Linked DNA regions of Homo sapiens: region 2 is linked to region 1. Evidence: chromatin loops called from intact Hi-C (ENCODE). Cell type or tissue: endothelial cell of umbilical vein. All regions are shown on one strand. Links, peaks and the distances in the headings refer to the core of each region. The heading gives the core; the rest is flanking DNA.

Evidence for each region. Hi-C counts contacts between places; a loop is a spot of excess contacts. Peaks named below come from ENCODE experiments on the same cell type or tissue, not always from the same donor. Only the 100,000 strongest peaks of a DNase experiment are listed, where the experiment ranks them.
Region 2: it touches region 1 in a loop (3-fold over the local background); 7 of 110 quality-filtered maps call a loop at or near these places.

What each region holds. Positions count from the first base shown.
Region 1 is chr9:113,442,838-113,450,435 of GRCh38, reverse strand. It overlaps a transcript of RGS3 not described here. Among named protein-coding and RNA genes, the nearest start is that of RGS3, 17 kb to the left of the region's middle. In endothelial cell of umbilical vein, for the core only: a CTCF peak has its summit at 3,987 (motif pointing left); a DNase peak (open chromatin) is centred at 3,975.
Region 2 is chr9:113,672,273-113,679,870 of GRCh38, reverse strand. All of the region lies in intron 2 of LOC105376223 (a long non-coding RNA gene), which reads right to left. Among named protein-coding and RNA genes, the nearest start is that of ZNF618, 200 kb to the left of the region's middle. In endothelial cell of umbilical vein, for the core only: no CTCF peak of the experiment used is centred there; DNase peaks (open chromatin) are centred at 4,240 and 5,230; H3K27ac peaks cover 2,192 bases.

The sequences.
Region 1 (7,598 bases), core at 2,583-5,082:
TGTTTTCTTAGTATCTGCCTACTGCCAAGCCTGGGGCCTGGCACATGCTTTAAAAAGCAAAATCTGGCCAGGCACGGTGGCTCATGCCTGTAATCCCAGCACTTTGGGAGGCCAAGGCGGGTGGATCACGAGGTCAGGAGATCGAGACCATTCTGGCTAATACGGTGAAACCCCGTCTCTACTAAAAATACAAAAAAAAATTTAGCTGGCATGGTGGCATGTGCCTGTAGTCCCAAATACTCAGGAGGCTGAGGCAGGAAAATCACTTGAACCCGGGAGGCGAGGTTGCAGTGAGCCGAGATCACGGCACTGCACTCCAGCCTGGGCAACAGAGCGAGACTCTGTCTCAAAAAAGTAAAAATAAATAAAATAAAAATAAAAAGCAAAATCTGGCCAGGCATGGTGGCTCATGCCTATAATCCCAGCACTTTGGGAGGCCGAGGTGGGCAGATCACCTGAGGTCAGGAGTTCAAGACCAGCCTGGCCAACATGGTGAAACCCCATCTCTACTAAAAATACAAAAAAATTAGCCAAGAGTGGGGGCGGGCACCTGTAGTCCCAGCTACTCAGGAGGCTGAGGCAGGAGAATCACTTGAACCTGGGAGGCAGAGGTTGCAGTGAGCCAAGACTGAGCCACTGCACTCCAGCCTGGGCAACAGAGTGAGACTCTGTCTCAAAAAATAAAATTAAAAATAAATAAATAAAAAGCAAAATCTGGCTTGGGAATTTGGTTCTAAAATCAGTGTATAAGACATAAATCATGAATAACCACAGTTATCCTTAAATAATCCCTATGTCAACCATAAAATACACATGGTTGACATAAAATGAGGAACAGCAACTTGACCTTCCCCATCTCACACTCCCTCTGGGACGTATTTTCAGAGTGGAAGAACTGGAACAGCTCCCATTAGTTGCAGTGCATCTTCTTTGTCACTCCCTCCCACTTGGGCTTTCATTTTAACCCCACACATTGACGGAATTCTCATAAGTAAAATGTATATATAACCACAATTTCATTGTAAAGGTTTGATTAATGATCTCTATCTTTCCTTAAATTGGTTCTTCCTCTTGACTTCACATTTCCGATAATAAAGCACCTCACTCCTCCCTTTCCCTCACTCTTCCTTTCTGGTTTCCGGGTTCTGGTTCATTCTTCCTTTGCATAGTATCCTTTTGTCTCCATTCTTATTGACATCTACATAATTCAGGCCCTGATCACCTCCCATCTTGATTTCTATGATAGCCTCCTAACTGGTCTTGCTGTTCTCTCTCCAATTCATGTTTCACTCTGCCATTAGATTAGCATTTTCTAAGGCATTGATTTAGTGCTATCACTCCCTGATTCAGAAGCCATCAATGTCTTCCCATTGGCTATCAGAGTCGAGGCCCTGCACAATCTAGTCACAAGCTGTCTTCAGTCCCACTCCTACTCTTCTGAGATAGGAACACTATGCTCCTTGCCTGCTCCCCAAACTTTTCCCACCTATGTCACTTCCCTCCACTTCAAACGCCACCTCCACAAACATCTTCACTTGCCAAAACCCAACCCAGCCTTAAATGGTAATATCCAAAGTGACCTCTCCTTCTTCTCATCACTGTAGTTCTTTCTTTGTACCACTTACCTCACACTGCTGGATTATAAGTACACTGAAGAAAGAAGACACATCATATATATTTTTTCATTTATTCACTCATTCAACATATATTATTAAGCACTTACAGTGGGCCAGGCACTCAGTGAGGTGCCGGATATTTATATAGTGAAGACAGAGAGAGCTCTGCCACTCGCAGAAGTCAGTCTGGCAGTAGAGGGTGGCAACAGACAAGCTGTGAACCCCAATAGTGGCTATGAGAGAAAAAGTGAAAGAGGAGAACTTCATCTTGACAGTGGTCAGAAAAAGCTTATTCCCAAATAAGTCATATGTAAGCTGAGACCTAAAGAATGAGTAGAAAATAGCCAGGCAGAAGGGGGAAGAAGAAGTCGAAGAAAAAGTACCAAAAAAAAAGTCAGAAGGTAAGAGAGGACATGGTTCATTAGAAGAACCTAAAGAAAAAAGTCTTGGCTAGAGCACATAGAACAAGGTGAGAGTGAGTGGCAATGGGGCTGGGGGGAGAGAAGCCAGGTCATAGCCCTGCCTTGTGAGGCTTGTAAACCAAGTGAAAGAGGTTAGGCTTGATCCTAAGGGGAAAGGAGAGTTTTAAGGAAAGATGTATCATGATATTCACATGGTGGAAAGATGGAAGAATGGATGGTCGGGGTAAAGATCAGGGGTTAGGCTTGGCATGGTGGCTCATCCCTATAATCACAGTACTTTGGAAGGTTGAGGCAGGAGGATGGCTTGAGCCCAGGAGTTTGAGATCAGCCTGGGCAACATGACAAAACCCCATGTCTACAAAAAATATAAAAAATAGCTGGGCATGGTGGCACACACATGTAATCCCAGCTACTCATGAGGCTGAGATGGGGGAATAGCTTGAACCCAGGAGGTCGAGGCTGCAGTGATCTGTGATGGTGCCACTGCACTCCAACCTGGCAGCCTGGGCAACAGAGCGGGACCCTGTCTCAAAAAAAAAAAAAAAAAAAGACTAGGGGTAATGCAATAATCCAGATGCAAGAAGACAGAGACCTGGACTAGGGTAATAGCAGAAAAAGCAGAGAGAAGTGGATAGATTTGGATGCTGCACCTAATATGACTTGCTAATTAACCGAATTCAGATGGACCATAAAAAGAAAAGGTCAAAGATGATCACACAAACTTGACCACTGCTTTGTACATAATAGGTGCTCAATAAATATTTGAGGAATGAATGAATTTATAGCAAATAAATGAATGAGCAAATAAAACAATGAATGAGAGGCAGAGAAGAGTTTTTTAAAAATGATTTTTGAAGATTCCTTCTAAGGCAAAGCCATCCCAAGAAGTAATATAGACCCCCAAAAAATTTTATACATATATATTCAATAAGTAAAAGGAACCATTTTAAATATAGGGAATTCTAATTACACTGGCATAGTTAAGGCCAAAAATATAAAGTAGACATTTCTACCTTATTTATCTTCAACCCTTGCCTATATATATATATATATATATATATATATATACATATACATACATCAGAATTTATTGGTTTACACCCTCCCTGTATTTTTCTTTTTTTTTTTTTTTCTTTGAGACAGAGTCTTGCTCTGTTGCCCAGGCTGGAGTGCAGTGGTGCAATCTTGGCTCACTGCAACCTCTACCTCCCGGGTTCAATCAATTCTTCTGCCTCAGCCTCCCAAGTAGCTGGGACTACAGGCACGTGCCACCACACCCAGCTAATTTTTCTGTATTTTTAGTAGAGACAGGGTTTCACTGTGTTAGCCAGGATGGTCTCGATCTCCTGACCTCGTGATCCACCCACCTCGGCTTTCCAAAGTGCTGGGATTACAGGCGTGAGCCACCGCATCCGGCCCCTCCCTGTATTTTTTAAAGGATGAAATCTGGCCAAGGTAAGCTTAGGGGATACAAAGAATTATAAGTGCCTCAGATCACTTTTGATATTTCTGCCCTTCCAAATACTGCCTTCCTGAGTCTCTGCCCAACTGATAATCTGTCAGGATCATCAACAGCTCCTAATTCCCAAAATCCTAGGCCTTTTGGACATGTGCCACCTTTTTTGCCACACTCTTGGAATGGTCCTTTCAATGGTCATCAAAATTGTTCAGAGTTGGATTCATTCATCAAGCATTGATCAAGGGCTTCCTACACGCCACCTGAGGTTGTAACCATGAAAACAATAGGCACAGACCCTTCTCTCGAGGAACTACCAGTCCCCTGGAGCATTTAAATTTACATATGTAAATTTATATATGTAAATGATGGAATGTGTTTTTCTTCATTTACTCATTAAGACGTTTCTTTGGTTGTGGGGACACTGGCCTCAGAAATTACCAGAGGCCTGCAGTTATTTGAAAGGTGTCAAGGAAAGCATGTCATTTTCATAATGTAATATCACCACCTAGTGGTTCCAGAAAACTTTACCAATTGATCCAGGAAAATTTTCTTACAAAGCTATATTCCTGGGAATGACTCTCCACCATTTCTCCAGAACTTTTCTTTTCTCTATCAAGATAATCTAAGGGATGATTCTCTAATATGTATTAGATACCCAATATCTGTTAAATAAATGCATATATACAAGGACAAATGAATTTCATACCCTGGTACCTTATGTCAATGGAAAGAGAAAATTTAGAAATTCCTTCCCAGATTCCTCTGGACTTCTAATCATTTCTATCTAAGAAGGACCTTCTAATCATTTCTATCTAAGGCCAGAGGTATTACTGTCCTTAATTTATCAAGCAATTCCTTTAGTGCATTTGAATAAACTGATTTTTTAAGTGTCACTGTGTCATGGATGAAACCCTCACTCCCTCCCACCAAACCCAAGGGGTTTTCTATAATTCAAAAACATTCTGGGCACGGTGGGTCACGCCTGTAATCCCGGCATTTTGGGAGCTCAAGGTGGGCGGATTACTTGAGGCCAGGAGTTTGAGTCCAACCTGCCCAACATGGAGAAACCCTGTCTCTACTAAAAATACAAAAATTAGCTGGGCTTGGTGGCACATGACTGTAAACCCAGCTACTCAGGAGGCTGAGGCACAAGAATCGCTTGAACCCAGGCGGCGGAGGTTGCAATGAGCAGAGATTGCGCCACCGCCCTCCAGCCTGGGCAACAGGGGGAGAGTCTGTCTCAAAACATACAAAAACAAAATCAATGAAGAACAGCATATGTCACCCCAGAGGTTGGGACCAATACCAAATCAAAGTCCAGCTGGCTCTGAGTATGGGCCTAGAATATCTGAAGATGCTTTCATTGATTATTGCTTCTACACAGGTGTCAAACTGGGCCAGGTGTCACTAGGAAGTGTGCTTAGAAAATTATGGTAACCCAGGCCAGGCACAGTGGCTCACACCTGTAATCCCAGCACTTTGGGAGGCCGAGGTGGGCAGATCACCTGAGGGCAGAGTTCGAGACAAGCCTGACCAACATGGAGAAACCCCGTCTCTACTAAAAATACAAAAATTAGCCAGGCATGGTGGTGGGCACCTGTAATTCCCAGCTACATGGGAGGCTGAGGCAGGAGAATCGCTTGAACCCGGGAGGCGGAGGTTTCGGTGAGCCGAGATCACGCCATTGCACTCCAGCCTAGGCAACAAGAGCAAAACTCTGTCTCAAAAAACAAAAAACAAAAAAAAAAAAGAAAAAGAAAATTATGGTAACCCAAAGCAAGTGGCCTGTCTCTAGCAGGGATCACAAAGTAGCAAAGAACAAAAGAAACTAAGGACTAGTTTCTTGGAAATATAAGCCTCTTAGAACCATATTCCAACAGGCTAAATCTTAAGTCTTTTTGTTGGTTTAAATAAGTAAAGTGAATCTCCAAGCAATACTGGCTATTAATTAAGCCTTACTTCTGCTTCCTTAGGCCCAGATGGTGGGGAAATGGCAGTTAGCAGCAGTTACCTGGCTCCTCCTCTCTCAGAACATTGGGAGGCTGAAGCAAGGGGTTCACGAGTACTCCTCCCCTTCAGTCAATTCTTTTCTACATAGCCGTGTCCTTCCTTTCAGTCTAAGGGTATCCCAGTCTCAGCTGTACATTAAAGAGAAGGAGTAGGAGAGGTGTCAGGATACAGTGGATGAAGACAGGCTGAGCCAAAGTTCTAAGCCCAGGCCCCTTTACTTGCTCACCTTTGACTTTTGGCCTCTCCAGCAGGGCCACTAGGTCTGTTGTGAAGGTCGTGGACCAACTCTAGGGATGCTGCTCATATTATAACCATCTTAGATTTGTACAGTCATTGAGTTAATTTTCAACAGATGATAGTAAAGTGTTTTAAAGGGTGTCTTTTTCTAATTCACTCAAAGGCCCCAAATGGGCTCTCATCAGCCCTGTATTCTGAGCCTAATTTATCAACTGGATACAGTCCACATCTATCTATGTAGTTGGCCAGAGAACCAACTGAAATAGTGAGTGTAAAGCACCTTGAAAACTAACATGGTTTGGAGATTATATTTCCCAGGGTTCTGTTTGTGATTGTCTAAATTTGAGGGATTGCTATGTGAAAGGTAAAACAAGTTTCAGTCTGCAAGTGTTTTATCTCCCTTTGAAAATAGACACAAAAGCTAGCATTCAGATAGTGCATATCTTCTCACTCAAAATCCACCAGGATTCAAAAAGTAACTGTGTACTCATCAACAGGACTTAAAAGAATGTTCCAATTTCTGAGAGTTGCTTCACCAATAAAGTAGTTGAATTTGTTATAAAATAGTTATACCTTCTCTTCTCTGCCTAAGTCTTTAGATAAAATAAGCAAATGGAAGGCAAACCCTGCCTTGTCCTCATCCCTACCACTGACCATTAGGAATTGGGTTTGCTCCAGTGGACAGGTCTGAGGGTAGGCTAATAAGAAGTGAAGAAAATTGTAGGCCAGGCACGGTGGCTCATGCCTGTAATCCCAGCACTTTGGGAGGCCGAGGCAAGCAAATCACCTGAGGTCAGGCGTTCGAGACCAGACTGGCCAACATGGCGAAACCCTGTCTCTACTAAAAATACAAAAATTAGCCAGGTGTGGTGGCAAGCACCCTGTAATCCCAGCTACTCGGGAGGCTGAGACAGGAGAATCACTTGAACCCAGGAGGCGGAGGTTGCGGTGAGCCAAGATGGTGCCACTACACTCAAGCCTAGGCAACAGAGTGAGACTCCGCCTCAAAAAAAAAAAGAAAGAAAGAAAATTGTAAATTTTTTAAACCCAGCCCACATAAGTCATTCTGCAATGCAACGCACATTCAAGAAATAATTATGAGAGGAGGAGCCAAGATGGCCGAATAGGAACAGCTCCGGTCTACAGCTCCCAGCGTGAGCGACGCAGAAGACGGGTGATTTCTGCATTTCCATCTGAGGTACCGGGTTCATCTCACTAGGGAGTGCCAGACAGTGGGCGCAGGCCAGTGTGTGCGCGCACTGTGCGCGAGCCGAAGCAGGGCGAGGCATTGCCTCACCTGGGAAGCACAAGGGGTCAGGGAGTTCCCTTTCCGAGTCAAAGAAAGGGGTGACGGATGCACCTGGAAAATCGGGTCACTCCCACCCGAATATTGCGCTTTTCAGACCGGCTTAAGAAACGGCGCACCACGAGACTATATCCCACACCTGGCTCAGAGGGTCCTACGCCCACGGAATCTCGCTGATTGCTAGCACAGCAGTCTGAGATCAAACTGCAAGGCGGCAACGAGGCTGGGGGAGGGGCGCCCGCCATTGCCCAGGCTTGCTTAGGTAAACAAAGCAGCCGGGAAGCTCGAACTGGGTGGAGCCCACCACAGCTCAAGGAGGCCTGCCTGCCTCTGTAGGCTCCACCTCTGGGGGCAGGGCACAGACAAACAAAAAGACAGCAGTAACCTCTGCAGACTTAAGTGTCCCTGTCTGACAGCTTTGAAGAGAGCAGTGGTTCTCCCAGCACGCAGCTGGAGATCTGAGAACGGGCAGACTGCCTCCTCAAGTGGGTCCCTGACCCCTGACCCCCGAGCAGCCTAACTGGGAGGCACCCCCCAGCAGGGGCACA
Region 2 (7,598 bases), core at 3,178-5,677, 230 kb before region 1:
TTGGAGACGGAGTCTCGTTCTGTTGCCCAGGCTGGAGTGCAGTGGCACGATCTTGGCTCACTGCAAGCTCCACCTCCCTGGTTCACGCCATTCTTTCCTGCCTCAGCCTCCCGAGTAGCTGGGACTACAGGCACCACCACCACGCCTGGCTAATTTTTTTTTTTTTTTTTTTTGTATTTTTAGTAGAATCGGGGTTTCACTGTGTTAGCCAGGATGGTCTCAATCTCCTGACCTTGTGATCCACCCACCTCGGCCTCCCAAAGTGCTAGGATTACAGGCGTGATCCACTGCGCCCGGCCAGACTATTTTAAAGAATAGCAGTTGCTCACAACTTGACTGTCCTGTGCTGTGGGGCAGGCCATGAGTGGCAGTAGAAAGAACGCGGCTCTCAACACAGACCAAGGAGGTCTCAGTCTGACCCTGGCCAGGGTCCTTTGCCAGGTGAGTGGCTCTGGGTAAGTGGCTTCACCTCCCTGAGCCTCGGTTTTCTTATCAGCAAAATGTGATGTTTGAAAAGCACCTAGAATAGAACCTGTGGCTTTACTGCGAACACCATCCCTCATCATTTGACTGCTGTCAACATTCTGTCACAAACGGTATTTTATTTGATAGCCCCCCAAACCTTCTGAGGTTCTTGGAACTGGAATCTTTGTTCTTACTTGACTGATCAAGAGCTTCTAGTCCCCTAAAGACAATTCACTCCTTAGTGAAGAACTTGGGTATTGGGGGAGGGGACAGTGAGACCTGGATTTCAAGTCCTAGCTCCACCAAGTGATGTCACCAACTGATGACATCGTGTAGGTGATTTCACCTCCTTTATCCTCCAGTCTCCTGCTCTGTGCTTTAACACCTCTCCCGCTGGCCTGGCCACTGCATGAGCAACACACCTGGAGATTGCAAGCTCTTTGCAGATTCCAGACACCAAACATAGTCCCCATACTGTGAACTGAGGAATGAACTGAGGGACATGAGAGCACTCAAGGATGTCCACAGAGGAAAAGAACCCCCTTCATACGTCTAATCAAGAAAGCAGACAACTTCCCCAAGCACCAAGATGTCAGCTGGACTTTTGTAAACTAGCTTTTTCCCTCACAGTCTCACTTTGCTTCCCATGTTCCAGTTTGCCTCCTTTCCCAAGGTATGGGCCCGGCTGTTCATGTCAGCAGGGATGGGCATGGGGAGAGGTCACAGAACATGGTTTATGTGGTCAAAGGTGTGGTGTCTCAGCAGGATGCCAGCCCAGGTGGCCCATGGCCAGCATGGGAGCTTTCAGGTGTTATCTCAGGCATCAAGGTTCATTATAGCCTCCCATATCTTAAAGGCAGGGAAAGAATGAAGAAAGGAAGGGAAGGGGAAGGGGAAGGGAAACGGAGGAAGGAAGGAAGAGAGGAAGGAAGGAAGGAAGGAGAGAGAGAGAAAGAAAGAAAGAAAAAAGAAAGGAAGGAAGGGAGGGAAAGGAAGGAGAGACAGAAAGGAAGGAGAGAAAGAGAAAGGAAGGAAGGGAGAGAAAGAAAGAAAGAAAAAGAAAAAGAAAGGAAGGAAGGAAAAGTAAGAAAAGAGAAAGAAAGAGAAAGAAGAAAGAAAGAAAGAAAAGGAGGGAGGGAGGAAGAGAGGGAAGGAAGGAAAGAGAAAGAAAGAAGGGAAGGAAGAGAGAGAAGGAAGGAAGGAAGGAGAGAGAGAGACAGAAAGAGAGAGAAAGAAAGAAAAAGAAAGAGGAAGGAAGGAAGGGAGGGAGGAAGGAAGGGAGGGAAAGAAAGAAGAAGGAGGAGAAGGAAAGAAGAAAAAGAAGGAGGAGGAGGAGAGGAAGGAAGGAAGGAAAAAGAAGGGAGGGAGGGTGGGAATCAAAGGGAAAGGATGTGCAAGAGCCCGGTGCCATGAGTCAGGAGACATTGGCTCCAGTGCCAGTTCTGCCCAACGACGTTGACTATGGTCTTAATTTCCCCATCTGTACAAGAGGTTGGATGATGTTAGTGTTTCTCAAAATCTATTTCATAAAACAACAATTCTATAAGTGCCCCCTCACAACAAGAGTTTCTGGGGTTCAATAACTCTAGGAAACACAGCCTGCCTTACCCCCTTTTGGTGATGCCCATTTGTATATTAAAGGCCCTGAGAAGTCCTGCAGAAGAGAAAACTCTTCAATCTTCTTACTAGACTGTAAAACCCAAGCAAGGATTTTTGTCTATTTTATTCCCTTGCGTGCTCACAGCCCTTAGAACACTGGTATGTAATAAATAATCAATATCTGTTGGATGAATGAATAAGTGAACTTTCTTCAACCCAGCGTTCCCCAAACTTCTATCACAGAACCTTTTTCTATTTCTCAGAGCAGCCCTAGGCATCCCTGAAATGCAGCCCTCCGAGGAACTCGCTGACTGGAACTCTCCACTCTGTCCGACCTTCTGTACCAGGTGCCTGTCTGTGGCGCTTCAAGCCCATGCAGCAGGTCTGGGGTCTGGACACGCTCACAGGGCACACAGCTGTGCTGCAGTGGAAATGGTGTCAGCTCCTCTCTCGGGGCATTCACGGTTTTTGACACCCACGCTTAAGTGCTTTTGTGGTTCTGAAGACGGAAGGGTAGGTGCCTCAAACAAGGGGCACCCGGGCCCTCCAGGAGGGCTCTCCAGCCCTTCCCCAGGATGCAGGATTTCAGCCACAACCCAGCTCACATCAGAGCACATGGGACATTGTGAAACACCAACCAGCTCCCACATGCCAGCTTTCACTCCTCCCTCTCTCCCAAGGCTACTCTTCAAAAGCACCACTCCCAGCTGTCCATCTACGTGGCCCCTGCAGGGGCTGAGGGCCGTGGGCTTTGTGTGCCCAGCATTCTCCTCTCTCACTTGTTCTGGTCCCTTTGGGCAACTCCAGCTGTCTATCCGGCCTTGGCAGAGTGTCTGTCATGATCCCCACCTCCACCTGCCCCCCCAGGAGCCAGAGGGGACAGCGGATGATCCAGGCTGGACATTACGGCACCCATTGCCCTTGACTCCACAGATGTTTTTAGGGAAAAGACGCCTGACCAGGCAAAAGCAGTCAGAGGTTTCCCTGCAATCAATGGTGGGAAATAGGGAAAAAGAAATCCTCTTTCCTCTGGATTTGTGGCGCCAGGAGAAGGTAGGTCGGGGCTGCTGGTGACTCACTCAGCTGACACTTTACAGCACAGAGCTGAGCAGAGCCAAGCGATGGAGGGAGATGCCCAGATGACCCTGTTTGAGCCCCTGCTGTCAGCTAGTTCCACCCATCTCCCAGGTCGGTGACTGTAGCAGGCTGGCGACCGGCTGCCCCAGCTTCATTTCTGATCCCCTTTCCTCTGGCTTCTCTTATAGAGGCAGAAACTGCTCACAGCTCAGTTTTCCAAGCCCTGATGAAGCTAAGGGTGCCCTTGTGAACCAGCACAGCCAAACTGTGTCACTTGGCCACCACACTCCACTTTCACACCTATCCACACCACCCAGTGCGTGGTGCCTTTGTGGCTCCTCCCAGAGAGAGGTAGAGTCTATTTCTCCACCTTTTTTTTTTTTTTTTTTGAGACAGAGTCTCACTCTGTTGCCTGGGCTGGAGTGCAGTGGCACGATCTTGGCTCACTGCAACTTCTTCTTCCCAGGTTCAAGTGATTCTCCTGCCTCAGCCTCCCAAGTAGCTGGGATTACAGATACGTGCCACCACGCGCAGCTAATTTTTGTACTTTTAGTAGAGACGAGGTTTCACCTTGTTGGCCAGGCTGGTCTCAAACTCCTGACCTCAAATGATCTGCCTGCCTCGGCCTCCCAGAGGGCTAGGATTACAGGCATGAGCCACCATGCCCAGCCTATTTCTCCACCTTTAATCTCAGCTGACCTCACGACTTTGGGGCAATAGAAGGTGGGAGGAGTGACACTGTGCCAGGCCTGAGCCTAGGTCTCAAGAGCTTTTGGATATGTCTGCTCCCTCTGTTGAACCCCAGCCCAGTCACCATGTGAGCAATCCCAGGCTAGCCTGCTGGTGGAAGGGAGACATCCCAGCAGCTGACAACTCGCCAACACCAGCCACGTGAGAGGGCCATCCTAGATCGGACGGTCCCAGTGGAAGACCAGTCTTTCACAGACACATGACCGAGCCCAGCTGAGATCAGCCAAGCCAGCCTCAAATCAGCAAAACTTCCGAGCCAACCCATAGACTCATCAGCGACAATGTGTGGTGGTTTTTAGCTGTTAGGTTTGGGGATGATTAGTCACGCAGAAACAGATCACTGATATAGAAACGTCATCAGAACTGGCTGTGGACCTCCTTCCATTTTTCTATTTTTGTTCTTTTCCTTCCTATGAGTAAGGGCTAGGAATTTGCAGCTGCCTCACAACCTCAACAGACCAGGCTGGGGACAATGGGGCAGAAAGAGAGGAGGGGTTGCTGAGCGTTCTCTCCTGCCCCGGACTGCCTGCCTCTGAACTTTTTTTTTTTTTTGAGACAGAGTCTTACTTTGTAGCCCAGGCTGGAGTGTGGTGGCACAATCTAGGCTCACTGCAGCCTCCGCTCCTGGGTTCAAACAATTCTCCAGCCTCAGCCTCCTGAGTAGCTGGGATTACAAGAACGGGACACCACACCTGGCTAATGTTTGTATTTTTAGTAGAGATGGGGTTTCACCATGTTCATCAGGCTGGTCTCAAACTCCTGACCTCAAGTGATCCACCCACCCCGGCCGCCCAAAGTGCTGGGATTATAGGTGTGAGCCACCACGCCTGGCTCTACCTCTGAACATTATGTGAGACAAAGAAAACCTTTATTTATGCCAACCGTAGTCAGAGTTTTTGTTCGTAGCCAAACACATTTCTGATACAATCAATAAATTACCTTGCTTGCTTAAGCTAGTTTTGAGTTGGATTTATGATCTTAACCAAAACAGCCCCTTTGTGTATTCCTGTTCATCAGTTCCTTTTGTTGGGGGGTAGCTCTATAACATGTAGTTTTCACAAAACACAAGGTTTAAGAAAATGTCATTTTTCATGGCTCTTCTGATTGCTCTTTAGCCCACAGACAGAGGGACCACATTGGTTTGGGGTCGCACAGAGAAAACTCAGAAGCAATGCTATGGTGTTTGCAGTATGAGGGCTACACATGTTGGAATATTCCCAGGTGAGAAAAGTAACAGGTATTCTCGTAGAGGCCTCCAAGGGGTCGGAAGACTACTCCAGGGATCCTATTTCTCAGGTCTTTGGTGGTGCCTCGTGCTGAGGAAGCAGTGCCTGGCCATGACCCAGAGAGTGAGTAATTGAGATACTCACCAGAAAAATCTCGCTTTGCGAATAGCCCACTATGTCTTCTGAAAGTCCAGGTGACTGACAGTTTTGTTTTGTTTTGTTTTGTTTTGTTTTATTTTATTATCTTATCTTTGAGACAGAGTTTTCACTCTTGTTGCCCAGGCTGGAGTGCAATGGTGCAATCTTGGCTCATTGCAACCTCTGCCTCCCAGGTTCAAGCAATTCTCCAGCCTCAGCCTCCCAAGTAGCTGGGATTACAGGCCCCCACCACTATGCCCAGCTAATTTTTTTTGTATTTTTAGTAGAGATGGGTTTCACCATGTTGGCCAGGCTCATTTCGAACTCCTGGCCTCAGGTGATCGACTCACCTTGGCCCCACAAAGTGCTGGGATTACAGCTGTGAGCCACCACACCCGGCCTGATAGTTTTATTTTAATTGTCTCCTGCATAGCTCATCTCTGAGAAACTTTCTCTGTCTGGTTCAGAGTAGGAAGGAGCACAGAAAATGTCTGTCCAGTGAGGGAAGGAACAGAGAGTTTAGTTAAAAAGGACGACATTTCTCTCTCTCTCCGCTGTTTTGTGACACACACACTCTCTCTCCACTCTCATTTTCTCCCTCTCTCTTGGGAGCACTGAGAAGCAGATGAGCTCCTGCTCCTGCCCCTGTTGCTAGGTGATCCCCCCAGTGCTCCTGGGAGCTAAAAAATGACTCATTCACGAAGCAAAGATTGCAAGCTAAACATAGGAGGATACATCAGAACAGGGCACAGACTCTGCCTTAGGGAAGCCCGCAGCCTGCGGGAGCACAGGTGTGCAGACAGATGATTACAAGGCAGCGCTGAGTCCCTCAGAGAAGAACACACAAGCATGAGTCCAGATGAGTAGCCCCAAGCCCAGCCCACGGCAGGGTGGGAGCAAGGATGCTCTCCCAGAATACGCAATGCCCATTGAATCTCTGAGGTTAAGTAAGACTTCATGAGAAAGAAGCGCTGGTAAGAGAAAGAAATACCATATGCAAAGATGCACGTCCAGAAAGCAGCTCAGTGATTCTGGGGGCTCCACATGACCCAGAACAGCGGGGAAGAGGGTTGAGGACAGGAGCAGCCTCTCAGGGGCTGACTGCGGGGCTGAGTGCTGCTGGCTAACATAAGTCCCCTCACAGCCTTTAAAGGGGACCATCTTCTGTCTATAGCAAATTCCCCCAGGGAAGGACTCTGATGGACCCACTTTGGTTCACAGGCCCATCCCTGAGGCAGGGGAAGAAGCAGTGGTTTTCAAAACTTGGCTACATTTTACTTATTTATTTATTTATTTTGAGATGGAGTCTCACTCTGTTGCCCAGGCTGGAGTGCAGTGGCATGATCTCAGCTCACTGTAACCTCTGCCTCCCAGGTTCGAGCAAGTCTCGTGCTTCAGCCTCCCAAGTAGCTGAGACTACAGGCACCTGCCACCATGCTCGGCAAATTTTTGTATTTTAGTACAGACCATGCCTGCTCAAAACTCCTGACCTGGCTGGGTGAGGTGGCTCACACCTGTAATCCCAGCACCTTGGGAGGCTGAGATAGGCAGATCACGAGGTCAGGAGATCGAGACCATCCTGGCTAACACGGTGAAACCCCGTCTCTACTAAAAATACAAAAAAATTAGCCGGGGGTGGTGGCGGGCACCTGTAGTCCCAGCTACTCAGGAGGGTGAGGCAGGAGAATCACTTGAACCTGGGAGGTGGAGGTTGCAGTGAGCCGAGATCACGCCACTGCACTCTAGCCTGGGTGAAAGAGCAAGACTCCGTCTCAAAAAAAAAAAAAAAAAAAAAAGAAAGAAAGAAAAGAAAAAAAGTTAAGGGCTGCTGTGATCAGGGGAAGGAGGGCTAGGCAAACAGAAACCAGCAACAACAGACCCACTTCGCCAGAAGCTCAAGCTGGCATGGGCCAGTTGAGGCCACTGCAGGCATGGAGCCAAGGAGACCGATAGGATGGCAAGGGGTCTGGCCTAGGCTTCCAGTTCGTTGCTCCAGATTGAGATCCTACCAGGAGGGTCTTTGCAAAGCTCAGAACTTAGATCACTCAGGAAGGGGCCTGGCCATCTCTTCCTGCCCGAGCGGGTGGCTGGGGTGGCTGGGATGCTGCATAGAGCCCTGGTGCAGGAGGTAGCCACTGTGAGCCCAAACCCAGCTCTACCCTCATGCAGCCCTGTGCTACTCCTCTCCTGGGGACCTCAGTCTTCCTGCCCATAAATAAAGCTCTTCCAGCAGCAATAGCCTCTGACCTTTACTAGGTCTAGCCTGGCCCAGCCCCATCCATCCACCCACGTCAGATCTGTAACAAGTCCTGGAAAGGAGTTTGAGCACATCTCACTCCTGCT